Linked DNA regions of Homo sapiens: region 1 is linked to region 2. Evidence: read pairs that join two places in POLR2A ChIA-PET (ENCODE). Cell type or tissue: GM12878. All regions are shown on one strand. Each heading gives the region's core, and the rest is flanking DNA. Links, peaks and the distances in the headings are about the cores only. Region 1 has its middle 13 kb from the start of WHRN. Region 2 has its middle 270 kb from the start of DELEC1.

What was found. ChIA-PET counts read pairs that join two places held together with the same protein. Peaks named below come from ENCODE experiments on the same cell type or tissue, not always from the same donor. Only the 100,000 strongest peaks of a DNase experiment are listed, where the experiment ranks them.
Region 1: POLR2A ChIA-PET joins it to region 2 with 5 read pairs; 1 of 35 experiments calls an interaction of 5 or more read pairs at or near these places.

The regions. Positions count from the first base shown.
Region 1 is chr9:114,514,911-114,522,667 of GRCh38, forward strand. No RefSeq gene overlaps it. Among named protein-coding and RNA genes, the nearest start is that of WHRN, 13 kb to the left of the region's middle. RefSeq lists an enhancer at 3,685-3,854. In GM12878, for the core only: no CTCF peak of the experiment used is centred there; a DNase peak (open chromatin) is centred at 3,826; H3K27ac peaks cover 351 bases; H3K27me3 peaks cover 154 bases.
Region 2 is chr9:115,409,442-115,417,198 of GRCh38, forward strand. No RefSeq gene overlaps it. Among named protein-coding and RNA genes, the nearest start is that of DELEC1, 270 kb to the left of the region's middle. In GM12878, for the core only: no CTCF peak of the experiment used is centred there; a DNase peak (open chromatin) is centred at 4,060.

The sequences.
Region 1 (7,757 bases), core at 1,227-6,226, 890 kb before region 2:
CACAAATCTAGAATCTTGAAGTCCAAGATCAAGGTGTCAACAGGGTTGGTTTCTTCTGAGCCCTCTCTCCTTGGTTTGTAGACAGCCTTCTCCCTGTGTCTTCACATGGTCTTTTGCCTGTTTATGTGCCCATGTCTGTGTCCAAATTTTCTCTTCTTATAAGTCATATTGGATTAAGGCTCACCCTAAAACATCATAACTACCTCTTTAAAGGCCTTATCTCCAAATATAGTTACATTCTGAGGTCCTCAGGATTAGGACTTCCACATATGAATATGAGGTAAGGGAGGACATAATTCAGCCCATAATAGTATGTATATTCCCAACTAATGTTAGATGCTTCCTCCTCCAGCTCCAATTGGTGAAAATCTTTATGTCCCAATTCCAGGCACGACTTCTCAGGCTCTCCTATCCTAACTATTCTATGAGAACTAGTTTGTGTCATGAAAAACCTTCCATAAGGACGTGCATTTGTTCCTTGCTCTGTGCATGACAAAAAACAAAAAAACAAAAACAGCAACAACAGCCCTGGTGCTATCCTAACACTGTTGGAATGTGCCTAACGAGTCACTTGAATAACCTTTCTTTAATTTAATCCAATGGCAGTAATTTTCTGGAACACACCGTTACAAGGGAGCAGTATGATCTCCAGGGCTTTTTGTTGTCTAATTAAAAGGCACTGTAGCAAGAAGGAGTTTGCAGTTGCCTTTCAGAATCTGATTTTGGAGTTGGAGAAAATGAGGATTTTTTACTGGACTGTGAGGAGGTTAGGAAGGGTGGCCGGCCCAGGGAGACTGTGGAAGCTTTTGCTGGTCATGTGGCAAAGGCTTTGTGCCATTGTTTTTGCTTGTCAGAAAAAGCCAAGGTCACTCCACTGTCTGGGAGTCCTCTTTCCTTTTAGGTGATGGACAACGAAAGCCTGACCATGGGCTAAGAGCCTCACTGGCTGAGGAATTTCATGGGGCAGGGGTGGCTGCTGATCCATTTACAAAATTAACTCATTCATCAGCACTGTCTTACTGAACATTTATTAGGTGCTAATGGTGGGCATAAAGGTAAAAATAATTGACATTTATAAATATCTATAGATTACAGGTTCTTAATGTGGGGATCATGACTTCAGAGCACCTGTGACGTCTCAGAAATTGTGCACCGTATCTGTGCTTGTGTGCGTATCAATGTTTCATTTTTCTAAATTCTGTGGTCCATGACCAAAAACATTGAGACCTCCTTATTCTAAATAATACTTGCTTCAATTTACTGAGAGCTTACTTTATCAGATACATTATGTTCCTTTCTTCATTTAAGACTCATGTCAATTCTCCAAGAATTCCTGTATCATCCCCATTCAACAGATGAGGAAACTGAGGCTGGGAGGCTAAGCTTTTAAAAGGCAAAGCTTGGGTTTCATCCAGTCATACAACAAACTTTTATTGAATATCCCTGCTCTAGAGGAAGAGTTAGACAACTGCAATACAATGAGGTGGGTGCTCCAATAGAGGAAGGTAGATGGGGCACAGAGGGAGCACCTGACCCAATGTGGAGGTTGGAAGTCAGGAAAGCTTCCTGGAGGAGTGAATGCCTGCACTGAGTCTTAAGGAGAAGGCAGGTAAAATAGTTGGGAAGGGGACTCCGGAAGTGAAGACTAATTTGTGTCTGGGAGTGTGCCAGTTCAAGAAGGGAGAGAAACACAGAAACACAGATCTGACCAAGGTCTTCTTTTTTTTTTTTTTTTTTTTTTTTTTCAGAAACCTCATTCAACCAGTAAACCTCAGAAATGATATTCAGCCTCACTTGTGATCAGAGAGTTGCAAGTTAAAACAACATTGAGATACCATTTCGCACATACCAGATTGGCAAAATCAAAATAACTGACATTACCAAGTATTGGCAAGGTTGTGGTGCAAAAGGAATGTGCTTACAGGGCTGGTGGGAGTATAAATTGGCAGGACCACTGTGGAGAGCTGCTTGGCAGCATCTAGTAGGCTTGAAAAAATGCCAACTCTAGACCTGGTGGCTCCGTATCTTGGTATATTTCCTGGAGGAAACTCTTACACATTTGTACCAGACATGTGTCCGTTGGTTTCTGCTATGTAACAAACCATCCCAAAATGCACTGTCTAACCATCACCGGTTTAGCTCACACTTCTGTGAGTCAGCTGAGCTTTTTCATGGGTCTGCGGTCAGTTGGAGGCTCAGCTGGTAGCTGAATGATCTAGGAAGCCCTTACTCACTTGCCTGTCAGTTCGCTGGCAATTGGCTGGGGCTACGGGAGCAATTGGTCTACACATCCCTTGTCATCCAATTGATGTCACAATTAACACCTTTGCCTGGGAGATAGGAGATGCCTCGAATAAATGGGAGCTGAAATCACACTTTCTGCAGGATGAACTGATAACATGAATTAGAAAAACGCAGCCTTCAATTGCTTTTCTTTTCCTTGTAACAGTTTTATTGGAGTATTGTTCAAGTACCATACAATTTACTCACTTAAAGTGTATAGTTATATGGTTTTTGATATATTCCCAGTTGTGCAATCAATTCTAGAACATTTTCATCACCCCCAAAAGAAGCCCCATACCCTCTAGCCATCATCCCCCATAATCAACCCCCAGCCCTAAAATGCCACTTACTTACTGTGTCTAGAGATTTGCTTATTCTGGACATTTCATACAAATGGAGTGATTCAATATGTAGCCTTTTGTGACTGGCTTGTTTTTTTTGTTTTGTTTTGTTTTGTTTTTGTTTCTGTTTCTGTTTGTTTGTTTTGAGATGGAGTCTTGCTTTGTAGCCCAGGCTGGAGTGCAGTGGCATAATCTCAGCTCACTGTAAACTCTGCCTCTCAGATTCAAGCCACTCTCCTGCCTCAGCCTCCCATGTAGGTAGGATTACAGGCCCCTGCCACCACATCTGCTAATTTTTGAATTTTTTTATTAGAGATGGCTTTTCACCATGTTAGCCAGGCTGGTCTAGAACTCCTGACCTCAAGTGATCCCAAAGTGCTGGGATTACAGGTGTGAGTCACCGAGCCTGGTCTTTTCCTTTTTTTTTTTTTTTTTTTTTTTTGAGACAGGGTCTTGCTCTGTCACCCAGGCTGGAGCACAGTGGCACCATTATGGCTCACTAGCTCACTGTAGTCTCTACCTTCTGGGCTCAGGCAGTCCTCCCGCCTCAGCTCCTTGAGTGGCTGGGGCTACATGTGTGCACCACCACATTCAACTAATTTTTTTACTCTTAGTAGAGCCAAGGTCTTGCTATATTGCCCCGACTGGTCTTGAATTCCTGGGCTCAAGCAATCCTCCTGTCTTGGCCTCCCAAAGTGCTGGGATTACAGGTATGAGCCACTACATCTGGCTGTGACTGGCCTCTTTCACTTAGCATAATGTCTTCAAGATTCATGCATGTTGTAGTATGTATCAGAACTTGTTTCTTTTTCATGGCTGAATAATATTCCATCATATGTCTTTGCCACATTTTGTTTATTCATCAGTTGATGGACATTTGGGTTGTTTCCACCTTTTGGCTACTATGAATAATGCTGCTATGAATATTTATGTATATGTTCTTGTGCAGACAAATGTTTTCATTCCTCTTAGTTATATACCTAGGATTAGAACTGCTGAGCTGTTTAACCATTGATAACCATAGACACCTCTATGGTTAACCATTTGAAGAACTGCTAGACTGTTTTCCAAAAAGGCTGCAATAAGTCTTAGAGTTTATAGCCTTCAAGAGTCAACCTTTTGAGGCCTTTCAATCTAACATCTGCTTGTGTTACTTTCAGTTTCTTCCTTGTTGTTATTGATGGTTTCATTTCTTTGTCAGCTTTCTACCAACCAGCATTCAGATGCGATGTGGCTTCAGGCCCAGAAAACTCACAGTTTTGGGGCAGCTCTGTCTATTCCACCCTTTGGACTCTGAGGCCCTGACAAGATTGAGGAACTGCAGCTCCCTCGCCTGCACACTTTCGCTGGCTCATGGGGAATCTTTCTGTTCCCAGTTCCATTTCATTCCTGTTCCCTCTACTGTAGAGCCTTCCTTAGCTCCGCCCTCTCCTCCACCCAGCCAAGGGAGGGGGGTTCCTGGGGGTCATCCAACCAACTCTCCATTTCTTGCTGGGGACTCTGAGGCAAGATAGGGTGGTTGTGGTGTCCTAGGTTAGAAAATAAGTTGATGGCAGAATTTGACAGAATTCCAAGTTTCTTTTTTTCTTCTTATTATAGAAGTAATGTGTGCTTATTGTACAAAAATTTGAAAATAGATGTAAATAGATGCAAAAAGAATAAAAACACATTTTTTGGAAAAAGATCACCCCTAATTCCCCCCACTATAGAAAATAAATGCAAACGTTTTGGGTGTATAGCTTTTATTTATGTAATTATCCATTCATTTATTCAGTGTGATATTGTGATTTATAATAAGAAATATATTTTTTGGTCTTTGACCCCAATTCCTGACACAGAGCTGCTAATCCCTTGGAATTTCCTGGATGATAGAAGCATATTTTGTTCTAATGAGGCAGCTCTTAGTGGGTTCCTGAATGGAGGTGGTCGCCAGAAACATGAAACCGTGATTAGAAGCTCAGAACTTTCAGCCTCACACTGCCTACCCGTATCCCCCAGGAAGGGAAGAGGAGCTGGAGACTGAATTAATAATCTACCATGTGATAAAACTCCAAAAAATCCCTGAACTATGGGGTCCAGAAAGCTTCTAGGTTGCTGAACACAGGAAGGTTCTCAAAGGGTGTCAAGCCCACAGAAGACGTGGAAGCTCTGCACCCCTTTCCCACATACCTTGACTTGCGTACCTCTTCCTCCACTATTTGTCTATATCCTTTGTACCATCCAGTATAATAAACTGGTAAGCATAAATACATGTTTCCCTGAGTTCTGTGAGCTGCCCTGGCAAAGATCAAAACTAAGAAGGAGGTTGTAGGAACCTCCGATATACAGCTGGTTGGTCAGAAGCGCAGGTGATGGCGTGGACTTGTGATTGGTGTCTGAAGTGGGTGGCAGTCTTGTAAGACTGCACCCTTAACTTGTGGGGCTTGTGTTAACTCCAGGTAGATAGTGTCAGAATTTAATTGTATCGTACGACACCCAGCTGGTGTTGGAGAATCCGTCTGTGTGGGAAAAAAACTCACATATCTGGGGCCACAGAAGTGTTAACTGTGAGTATAAAGAAAAATTCATTTTTCCTATATACATTCAGTAAAGGTTTATTGGGTGTCTACCAATTGCTAAGTACTTTATCAAACCCTGGGGACTTTTTTTTTTTAATATACGTAGGTATGTAAATATATACATCTTTCCCTACAAAAATGGAATCATCATTATATAGATATTATATATAATTTGAATTTCTCTATCATACCAACAATATGTGGTCAGTCTTTTTCTATGGCAATGCAAATAAATCTACGTCATTCTTAATGACCATTTAGAATTTACCATGATTTCTTTAAGCAATCCTCTGTTATCAGACACTTCAATATTTTAACTTTCTCTTATTGTCAGCATAGCTATAATAAACAATCTTTTGTCTTCTTAACTCTTCAGATAAATTCATAGAGACATAGTAGCTGGCCAAAAGTATATTCTTTTCTAGAGGCTATTATTGATACTTTTTGCCAGCACCTATCAAAAAGACTTCATAGGTAGCGTCTCCCATCAGGAGTATGTAAGAATGCCTATTACCCACTCCTTGTGAACATTCTGCTAAGCCCTGGGGAACTTATTCTTTTTATTCTTTTCCAATTTGAAAAGCAAAAAAATTGGTTGTATGTGTTTCCTTGGGCTACTGTAACAAAGTATCACAAACTGTGTGCTGAAAAGAACAGAAAATGTATTCACAGTTCTGGAGGCTAGAATTCTAAACTCAAGGTATCAGCAGGGCCATCCTGCCTCTGAAACCTGCAGGGAAATCATTCTTGGTGTCCTTCTGGCTTCAGGTGTCTTCCTAGCTTCTGGTGGCTTGCTGGCAATCTTTCGTGTGCCTTGGCTTGCAGCTGCATTGCTCCAATCTCTGCCTTCATTGACATTCGGCTTTCTCCCTGAGTGTCTCTGTCTTCACATGGCCAGCTTCTTATTAGACACCCATTGGCCAGGCACGGTGGCTCATGCCTGTAATCCCAGCACTTCGGGAGGCAGAGGCAGGCAGATCACCCAAGGTCAGGAGTTCAAGCCCAGCCTGGCGTACATGGAGAAACTCTGTCTCTACTAAAAATACAAAAATTAGCTGGGTGTGGTGGCACATACCTATAATCCCAGCTACTTGGGAGGCTGAGGCAGGAGAATCGCTTGAACCCGGGAGGCAGAGGTTGCAGTGAGCCAAGATCAAGCCACTGCCCTCCAGCCTGGGTGATGAGAGTGAAACTCCTTCTCAAAAACAAAAAAACAAAAATCAACAAAAAATAAAAAACACGAAACCCATTTTGTTGGATTAGGGGCCAGTTCTACTCCAGTAGGACCTCATCTTAACTAACTGCATCTGCAATGACCTTATTTCCATATTTCCAAATAAGGTTACATTCTAATAAGATACTGGGGGTTCGGATGTCAACATACCTTTTTCTCTTTTTTTGGCAGAGGAAGACGCAATTCAATCCATAATATTGGTAATGCATGACTTTAACATTTGTTTTCTGTCCCAGCTACTCAGGAGGCTGAGGTGGGAGGATCATTTGAGCCCAGGACTTTGAGGCCAGCCTGGTAACGTAGCGAGACCTTGACTCTTTAAAAAAATGTTTTTTGATTCCTGAAAAGATTAAGCATTTTTCCATATATACCTTTGTTCATTTTTCTACAATAATCTTTGTCTTTATTTACTTTTAAGAACTCTTTACAAAATAAAAATATTCACAACTAAACCCTAGGCTCTTTTCCTCTTTTACTCAATCTCAAACACAGCAAAATGTGTCCAGACTTTGGAGTATTTTTAAATTGTCAGAGTATAGCTTGCCTTGGGTGCTGCTCTCTGCCTACTGGCATGGGGAGAGAATCCTCTTCTTATGGCCCCAGCTGGGGAATGTGACATTTGTGACTTCTGTATTAATCAAAATAGGCTAGATTATGCCACATTAAAAAAATGACCCCAGAAATCTTGGTGAGTCACAGCACAAATATTTATTTCTCACTCAGACCACATGTTCACTGCAGGTTGGCTAAGACCCTGCCCTGCACCATTACTCCAAGACCCAGGCTCCTATTGGAGCTCCCATCTGGGACATTAGCATCAGGAAAACAGAAACTATACTGTGACTTTAACAGAGAGAATTTAATATAGGAAATTGTTTTCATGAGCACTAGAGGAATGAAAAGTCAACAGAGAACAGTGAGGGAACACTAAGAGTTAACTGCAGGAAGGAAAGACCAATCCTAAGCAAAGGCCACCCCTAGATTTGGGGGAATGAAGGGAATAAATTGGGATTATCAGAACCTAGCGACTTAGAGGCAGGGCTGGCCACACAGAGCTGGTACCCAGATCTCTGAAGAGGTGGAGCTGCTCAACTGGTCTCACAGGAGGTGCAATAAGGCTGGCTTTGGGAGGGCTGGGAACTGGAACCAACTACTAGTGCCAGGAGCAAGGGCTGTTGCTATGGAGACACTGACAGGATCGGCAGGCAAACAGGAGTGAACAAGACCCTTCTCCCCTCTCCTTTGCTTGCAGCCTCTCCCCATGCTCACTGATGGCAAAACCAAAAGGAACATCAGACAAAAGAGCCTCAGCATGGCAGAGTAGAATATAGAAGAGTGGAC
Region 2 (7,757 bases), core at 1,308-6,307:
TAAAAAATGGTGGTAACTTGGATTGTAGTCGAAGCAGTGCGTATGGTCAAAAGTTGTAGTGACACCCAACAAGATGTGTTGATCCATTGGAAGTGGTGTGCAAGGACAGATGGAAAGTCCAGAATGACTTCATGTTATCAGCTTGAGCACCTGACAGGATGGGGTTGTCCTTAGCTGTGTCCCATGGGGAAGACGGTGGGAAAGAAGCTGGGAACATGTTGTGGGAGAAGATAAGAAGTTTAGTTTTTGATCAAAATATTGATTGCATATGCAAGTACAAAGACAATTATTAAAATCAAAGTTTTGGGGACAGGTGTGGTATAGACATATAAATTTGGAGTTCTTTGGTCTATGGAAGGTATTTAGATGTAGAAGAATAAATGAAAACACTGAGAGTCAGACATCGTCAGACACTGGGACATTCAGCAGAGAGAAAAATAAACCAAATGCTTGTCCTTGAAGACCTCACAATAAATAAAAATAAATAAATAGAACAAAGTACAAAAAGTAACGAGTAAAACAATATTATACTGATTTCTGGATGCAGAGTAGAGAACAACGTGGGAGGGAAGACAGACCTGAGAAGTTGCTTTTGCAATTCTCAGAGGACATCTTGTCTTGAATTTGGTGTCGGCAGTGGGAATAGAAAAAAGATTTGGGAGACACTAACAAGATTTGATCTGTAAAACTGGGTAATTTTTTTTAAGTCCACCAAAATATTTTGCTCAAAAGACACAAAAACAGTTTTTGGTACTTAAAAAAAAAAAAGGCAGCAAAGTGAGGTTGCAACTCATAGAATTGACCTTAGTTGTAATCCCCACTCCGTTTGCTTAACCCTTTTATTACAATTGGTGCCACTTTAACTTTTCTATGTTTTAGTTACCTTTTCTGTGAATGGGATAAATAACACTTTACAATGTTTCTACGAGTATTAAAGAAAAACTTACAGAGTAGCTCCTAGCAGGAAGGGTTAGTGTGGAATAGTTAGCAGGTGTAGGAGAGGAAAAAAATCACTTTTTCCTCTACCCAGCTTTGGTTCAATGGCTGGACCCCTGCAAATTAGACTAACAAATGACAGATTAACAAGATAAGAACAAAGAGAAATTGACTAATATGTGCACTGCATTATTCAAAGGAATATTCAGTGATGAGTAATTTAAAGGGATGGGTATACCTTGGGCATATATGTCATCTTAGAAAAGAATAATAAATTTGTAGACAATTGATAAGACAAAAGAAAATGACTTTGAGTTCTAGTGGTGGCAAATTGTAGGAAGGAAAATATATGAGAAAACTAACGGAAGAATAGAGCTAATTAGTGAGGTTTGTTATGTAGATTCTCCTGGTACAGTCTTCAGTCTCAAGGATAATAAGGGTTTAGAATTGTTTCAGGTGATTAAATTATGTCCTTTCTGGTAGAGAACGTGGGGTGGGGGGGGTGCATCCTTATAAATTTATGTCCCACTTTTAGGCAAATAAGAGTAGGACAGAGAGCTTTTATTTTATCTGCTTCCTCTCAATTGTCTTCAGCTCCAAATAATCAATATGCCAAAGTGGCATATTCTGCTACCCTTCACAGGTATTCAGAAGTTATTACTTCTCTTTTTATCTAATTAAGAAGCTCAAAAACTTCATAAAATGAAATAAAAACAGAACTCATTAACTCAACTAAAAAAATGACTTTAGGCATGGTTGGATCCAAGCTTATCAAAGCTCAGCTTCTTTTCCTCTCTCACTCTGCTTTCAGATCTATCAGTTTTATCATCAGACAGGCTTTAACCAGATAATGCAAGAGACTGAGGCTGTAAAAGCTGGCTATTCCAAGTGTCAGGCTACAAAATGTTATTTGTTTTGTCATCAAGGCTCCTTTTGTCCTACCTCAAGCGGAGCTATCTGTTAACTATTCCACCATCTATGTCCTTATGATATTGAATTGGTGCTGTGACTACAGGCAACCTCAGTGGAAAGAATGTCTCTTTTCCAATATCTTCAGCAAACTTTCCAGATATGACTCTTGGCCCATCCTAGAATATGCTACATTCTTGACTATGGACAAGAGGTTGGAATTCTCTCATTTACCTAGGGCTGGAATCAGCCTCACCCAAACCTCATAGAGTAAGGTTAAGGGAGGATCAAGGAGGAAAAAATTTCAGTCCGCTATTTTACTTTTGCTATTTGATTATACTTTCAAATACTTCAAATGTTTCTGGCCACCAGGCTTCTCATTTTGTTATGTAGTAGCCATGATGGATTTCATGACTCAAAGACTATGACAACCTATAAACTCTTTGTAAGAAGAAACCTTCACTTGAGCCTGGGAAGTCTAGGCTACAGTGAGCTGAGATCATGCCACTGCACTTCAGCCTGGGAGACAGAGAGAGATTCTGTCAAAAAAACACAAGAACAAAAACAAACAAACAAACAAAAAACAGAATACAGAAAAGCAACCTTGTGCTTGGGAGGAAAGCCAGGCATATGCCCCTACCCCTCCAACTACTTTCCATTCCTGCCTCCTCTTCATATCCTTCCATAGATAGCTGTCAAAACCATATTGCTTTGAAAAAACAAAATAGCATTTCAGTTCCACTCAGCCTTTTAACAACTGAAGATAGTAGTTAACTGTAAGACAAATAAAGGGATTCCTAAAGGCACAAGCACAGCATGACAAATTAGCAGGCTCATGGCCCTAGGATAGGAGAGAGCTTCCCACTCAGTCTGAATCACCAGCTCACTGGTGGGAATAATTTATTTGATGCAAATAAAAAAATTGAACATTTATAAACCAGCTAAACAAGAAGCTTAAGGGGAGAGCTTCTGGTGCTTGGAAAAAAGAATTTATTCTCCATGGGAATTAGATGATTGGACATCTATCAGGACTTCGGACATGCACACATCTGGTACAAATTGCTAGGATACTTAGTCACTTAGTAAAGTCCTCACCAGCACGTAGCTTTTGATTATAGACCTTGCTCTTCCACTGGAAAGCCTTTCCTCTAATGTGAGAAGGACATATTGGAACTGTCAATCATACCCCCAAAATAAACCTCTAACTTACTGCTCTCTATTTCAATGTCCTCACTAGAGTCTACTCTCTTGTCTAGAAAACTGGTGGCAGTAGTTAACAGGTTTTTCTGCTTATTCTTTTTTTAAAATAATCTTTTTATTTGAGAATAATTTTAAATTTACAGAACGGTTCCAAAAATAATACAGATAGCTTTTGTAGATCTCTCATCTGGTTTCTCCTAGTATTAACATCTTACAACACCACAGCACATTTATCACAACTAAGAATCCAAAATTGGTACATTACCATTAACTAAACTGCAGACTTTATTCAGGTTTAACCAATTTTTATGCTGACATCATTTTTCTCTTCCAGGATACCACATAGCATGTAGTCATCATATCTCATTAGTGTCCTCTGGTCTGTGACAATGTCTGTCCTTTCCTGCTTTTCCTGCCTTGACAGCTTTGTGGAGTACCTGAGGCCAGAAATTTTCACCAGTGAACCCAGTTCATGTTTTTCTGATGTTTGCCTCATTAAACTAAGTTTATAGATTTGGGAAAAGAATCTCACAGAGTTGAAGTTCCCTCCCTATCACATTACATTAGAAGGTACTTATTATCAGAATGGCCTATTGTTGGTGACATTAACCTTGATTATTTAGTTAAGGAAGTGTTTGCCAGTTGGTTTGTTAGTTTTTTTTTATATAAAGTTACTACTTTGCCCTTTCCCACACTCTACATATTGGATGTGAATTGCTAAGTATAGCCCACACCCAAGGTGGTAGTGTTGTGGTAGACCTGGTGGGAAGAATTGCCTATTTCTATTTTTATCCAGTGCAAATTCATTATACACATTGAGTGCACTTTTTAAAAAGCAATAAACAAACAAATAGAAAACAAATTAAATTAGGTAACTCTCTTACCTAATACCTTTCAGTGCCTTCCCAATCTCCTCAGGAGAAATCTGAAATCTTGTTGATATTGTGCCATTAATTGAACTGTACAATAACCTTAACCCCTCTCCCCTGAGACACACCCAACTTCTTATTTCTCTAACTCCTACTTACTTTCAGGTCTCAACTCCAGTGTCACTTCCTCAGAGAAGCCACTGTGAATTCCCCTAAAATTGAAATTAGTTTCCCCTACTGTCACTTTTTATTAATGTACTGTTCCTTGTAGAGATAACTACAAATTATCACAATTTATAAATTTGTAATTCTGTATTCATTTAGTTGACATTTGCCTCCTCCATGAATTTACAAGGATAATGTGGTCAGAGCTATGTTTATTTTTTTTATCAGTTATACAGCTCTTAGCACGAGCAGGATTTTGTACATAGGCAACAGCAAATAACTCTGGATAATTAAGCAGAAACAAGTTGTTAAAAGAATAAGAAGTCACAATTCACAGTGTTGCTGGTAATGTTGACCCAAAAAAGCCAAACTCTGTAAAATACTTGAAGAGATTTATTCTGAGACAAATGTGAGTGACCATGGCCCAAGGCACTGTCTCAAGAGGTCCTGAGAACATGTCCCCAAGGTGAGGTGGTTGGGTTACTTTAGGAAAGAAGGAAGGAAGGAAGGATGGAAAGAAAGAAGGAAGGAAGGAAGGAAGGAAGGAAGGAAGGAAGGAAGGAAGGAAGGAAGGAAGGAAGGAAACAGGAAGTTTGTGCCATTCAATTTTTGATTCATCTGACTCCAGATTTACCAAGAAAACATCTGACAATAATTTGACATTTCATGAGGAACCAGCCACTGGAAAAGAATAAGCTGTTCAGACTGCCTGGAATTTCTCACTGTTAACTGAAAAACTGGCTTTTGACTAAGATGTGGTGTACCCTGTAGCCTGGTACAGGGAAGGAATGTACTGACCTCAGGGACACTCATATTCCAGTCCATGTGACAGTTATATTTTGCAATATCAGTTAATAAATTAAATTTACAATTTTGTAGTTAATTCCTGAGAGTTTAATTACTGTGATTCTCATCCGAAGAGATGAATTTGCTCTTAAATGGGTACGCTTAGCATAGGGAATGCAAGCCTCTATAATTATGTTGGCAACATTTTATTTCCTAAACTGAATGGTAGGTATATGGGCTTTCATTTATTCTTTGTCACATTTTGTGTATTGAAATCTTTTATAATGTATTTTCAAATAAAATGCAATAAAAGGAAGAATGGTTTAATGAATGAAGAATGAATTTGCTTTTAGAAGATATTACTTTAGCCCAGATTAACCACTTTTTCATTTCCTTCTACTTTACCCTCCAACAACACTGAATTAATTGGATGAATTTTCAGTTCCATCTCTGCTATGCTACTTCTTATACAGTTCCATGCCTTATTTCTTTTCTCCTGCCTTGGAAAGCCTTCCTTTATTCTTTCTTCTAGCCACTCCCTCTCACATATTTTTTTTTTAAAGACAACCCATAATCATCATACAAGACAATTCAGGAATTTGTTTCCTACTGAAGAGCCTTCTCTTTCAGTTTCTCCTACCCGTACTTACTGGAGAAGGCTCTACTCCTACCCATGCCTTATCTCCATCTCTCCCATCCAGTGGCATTATGTCCTCTGCTGCTCCAAACACACTGCACTATCTGTTTACAGGTTTGCCTTGCCACCAACTAGAAACTGGCCAAGAGAAGGAACTAAGCCATATTCATTCCTTGACCTCCTGTACCCAGCAATATGCCCAACTCACATTTACTGAACTGACCCTAGGAAAGCTATGTCTCTGAAACGTAGTTGCCTCCATTATAAACACACACAGGCAGACATAGTATAGCCTGCAGCCAGTTTTTAGCCACATATTAGCTACTTGAAGCAAAGCTTGCTTTTCTATACTCCCAACACATCAAGGCTAACCCAATTTCCTTCTCTTAACAGTGAGTAAATTAAGGCTCAGACAGGGAGAGTAACCTGTACAAGATCGCACAGGAATGGAAAAGCAATTCAGAGCCAGAATTCAGGTCTCTTCCAATGGTACCTGTTGATGATCATGAAAAGCACGTTGTCAAACTTCCTGATGCCCCAATTCTGCAGAGCAGCTGGGTGGAAGTGGTTCTTACTGGCACAGCCCTTCAGCCAAACCAGATCAGACTTCCAAAGAACAGCTTGTAGGAGTGTCCACAGTCAGTGGCCATTAACACGGCATTTTCACACTTCCTGGTGCCTGGCCTGCACCGGCAGGTCTGCTTCCTTTTGGTCAGTTTCACTGGCAGACACAGTAAGTAATCTGTGTACCCTTTGAAGGCCTTTCCCCTAGGGCCTTGTTAGCCTAGGCTCTTGGAGCCTTGGCTGAGACTGTCCTTTCCATATTCTGCTGACCTGAAGTCATCTGGTGCAAATGGAAACAGAGGAGCTGGCTCTCTGGAAATGAGTCTTACAAAAACAAGTTGCTTTCTTTTCAAACTGTGAATTCCATTAACCAACTGGAATGGCCTTTATGTATTTGGCATCAGATATAGACTTGCCCTCCTTTTGCCCCTTCAGAATTTTGGAGATAATAATGTTCTACCCTTGGGCATTTCCAGAGCCAACCTGGAGGGAACATTTTAGCATGGATTTCCCAGCTGGTTGTTTTCTTTTTTAGAAAGTGCATCTTTTTTTTTTTTTTTTTGCCAGAGTCTTACTCTGTCACCTAGGCTGGAGTGCAGTGGTGTGATCTCGGCTCACTGCAACCTCCGCCTCCTGGGTTCAAGCAATTCTCCTGCCTCACCCTACTGAGTAGCTGGGACTACAGGCGCACACCACCACACCTGGCTGATTTTTTTTGTATTTTAGTAGAGATGGGGTTTCACCGTGTTGCCCAGGCTGGTCTTAAACTCCTGAACTCAGGCAATCTGCCCGTCTTGGCCTCCCAAAGTGCTAGGATTACAGGCGTGAGCCACTGCGCCCAGCCACAAAGTGCATCTTTTTAATTGCTGGTCTGCATTGATATGCTTGAGAATGCACAACTGAGTTACCACCCCTTCTTGCCTCTCTTCTGATTCTAGAGGGAAACTCTGTGATAGCCTCATCTATTGCCAAACAGATCAGAGTATGAGCATTCTCAAAGCTAGAAGGCCCTTCAGCAGCACCTGGGTAAATCTTTAATCTTTATGAATGAGCATGAAAGTCTGAAAAGGGAAGAACTTTGACCAAGCATACCCAATATTAGAATTGGGACTAAACCCAGGTTTTCTGGCTCCTGATGTAGATCTCAGAACTTCAAGGCATTTTCAAGCAACAAACAAGAACAAAAAAGGGCCTCAAACATTGATAATATTGATAAAAAATTTTCTATCAGTTTATCTTTCAAATTCCCTCTTCATTCCCTCTCTTGCTTCCTTTGTTTATTCATTTGTTTACTCTTAATTCTTCATCTGTGTTTCTTTTGCCTCAAATTCTTTTCTACTCCCTTCAATTTGTCCTTCAAACGCAGGTCTGTGAAGTTCAGTGAAGTTTTTTTCATGTCCTGGGACAAATAGTTCCAAACCTAACTGTGTCTAAATTATTGGAGAACTTTTTTGAAGGAAGAAATCCCCGTACTTAATGTGTGAAAATTCACAAACAAGAGGCCTAGAGTAGGTGCAGAAATTTGCATTTTTGAGAAGCACACCAGATTATTTGGGTGCATTAAGTAAAACAAAACAAGTTTTGGTACAACTGTTCTACATTTTTCCTTTGGAGTATGAGGGGTTAGCACATATATCTCTTAAGAATGAGCTTACTATAAGAAGTCTGGTTAATTCATACCTCAAGAGCCC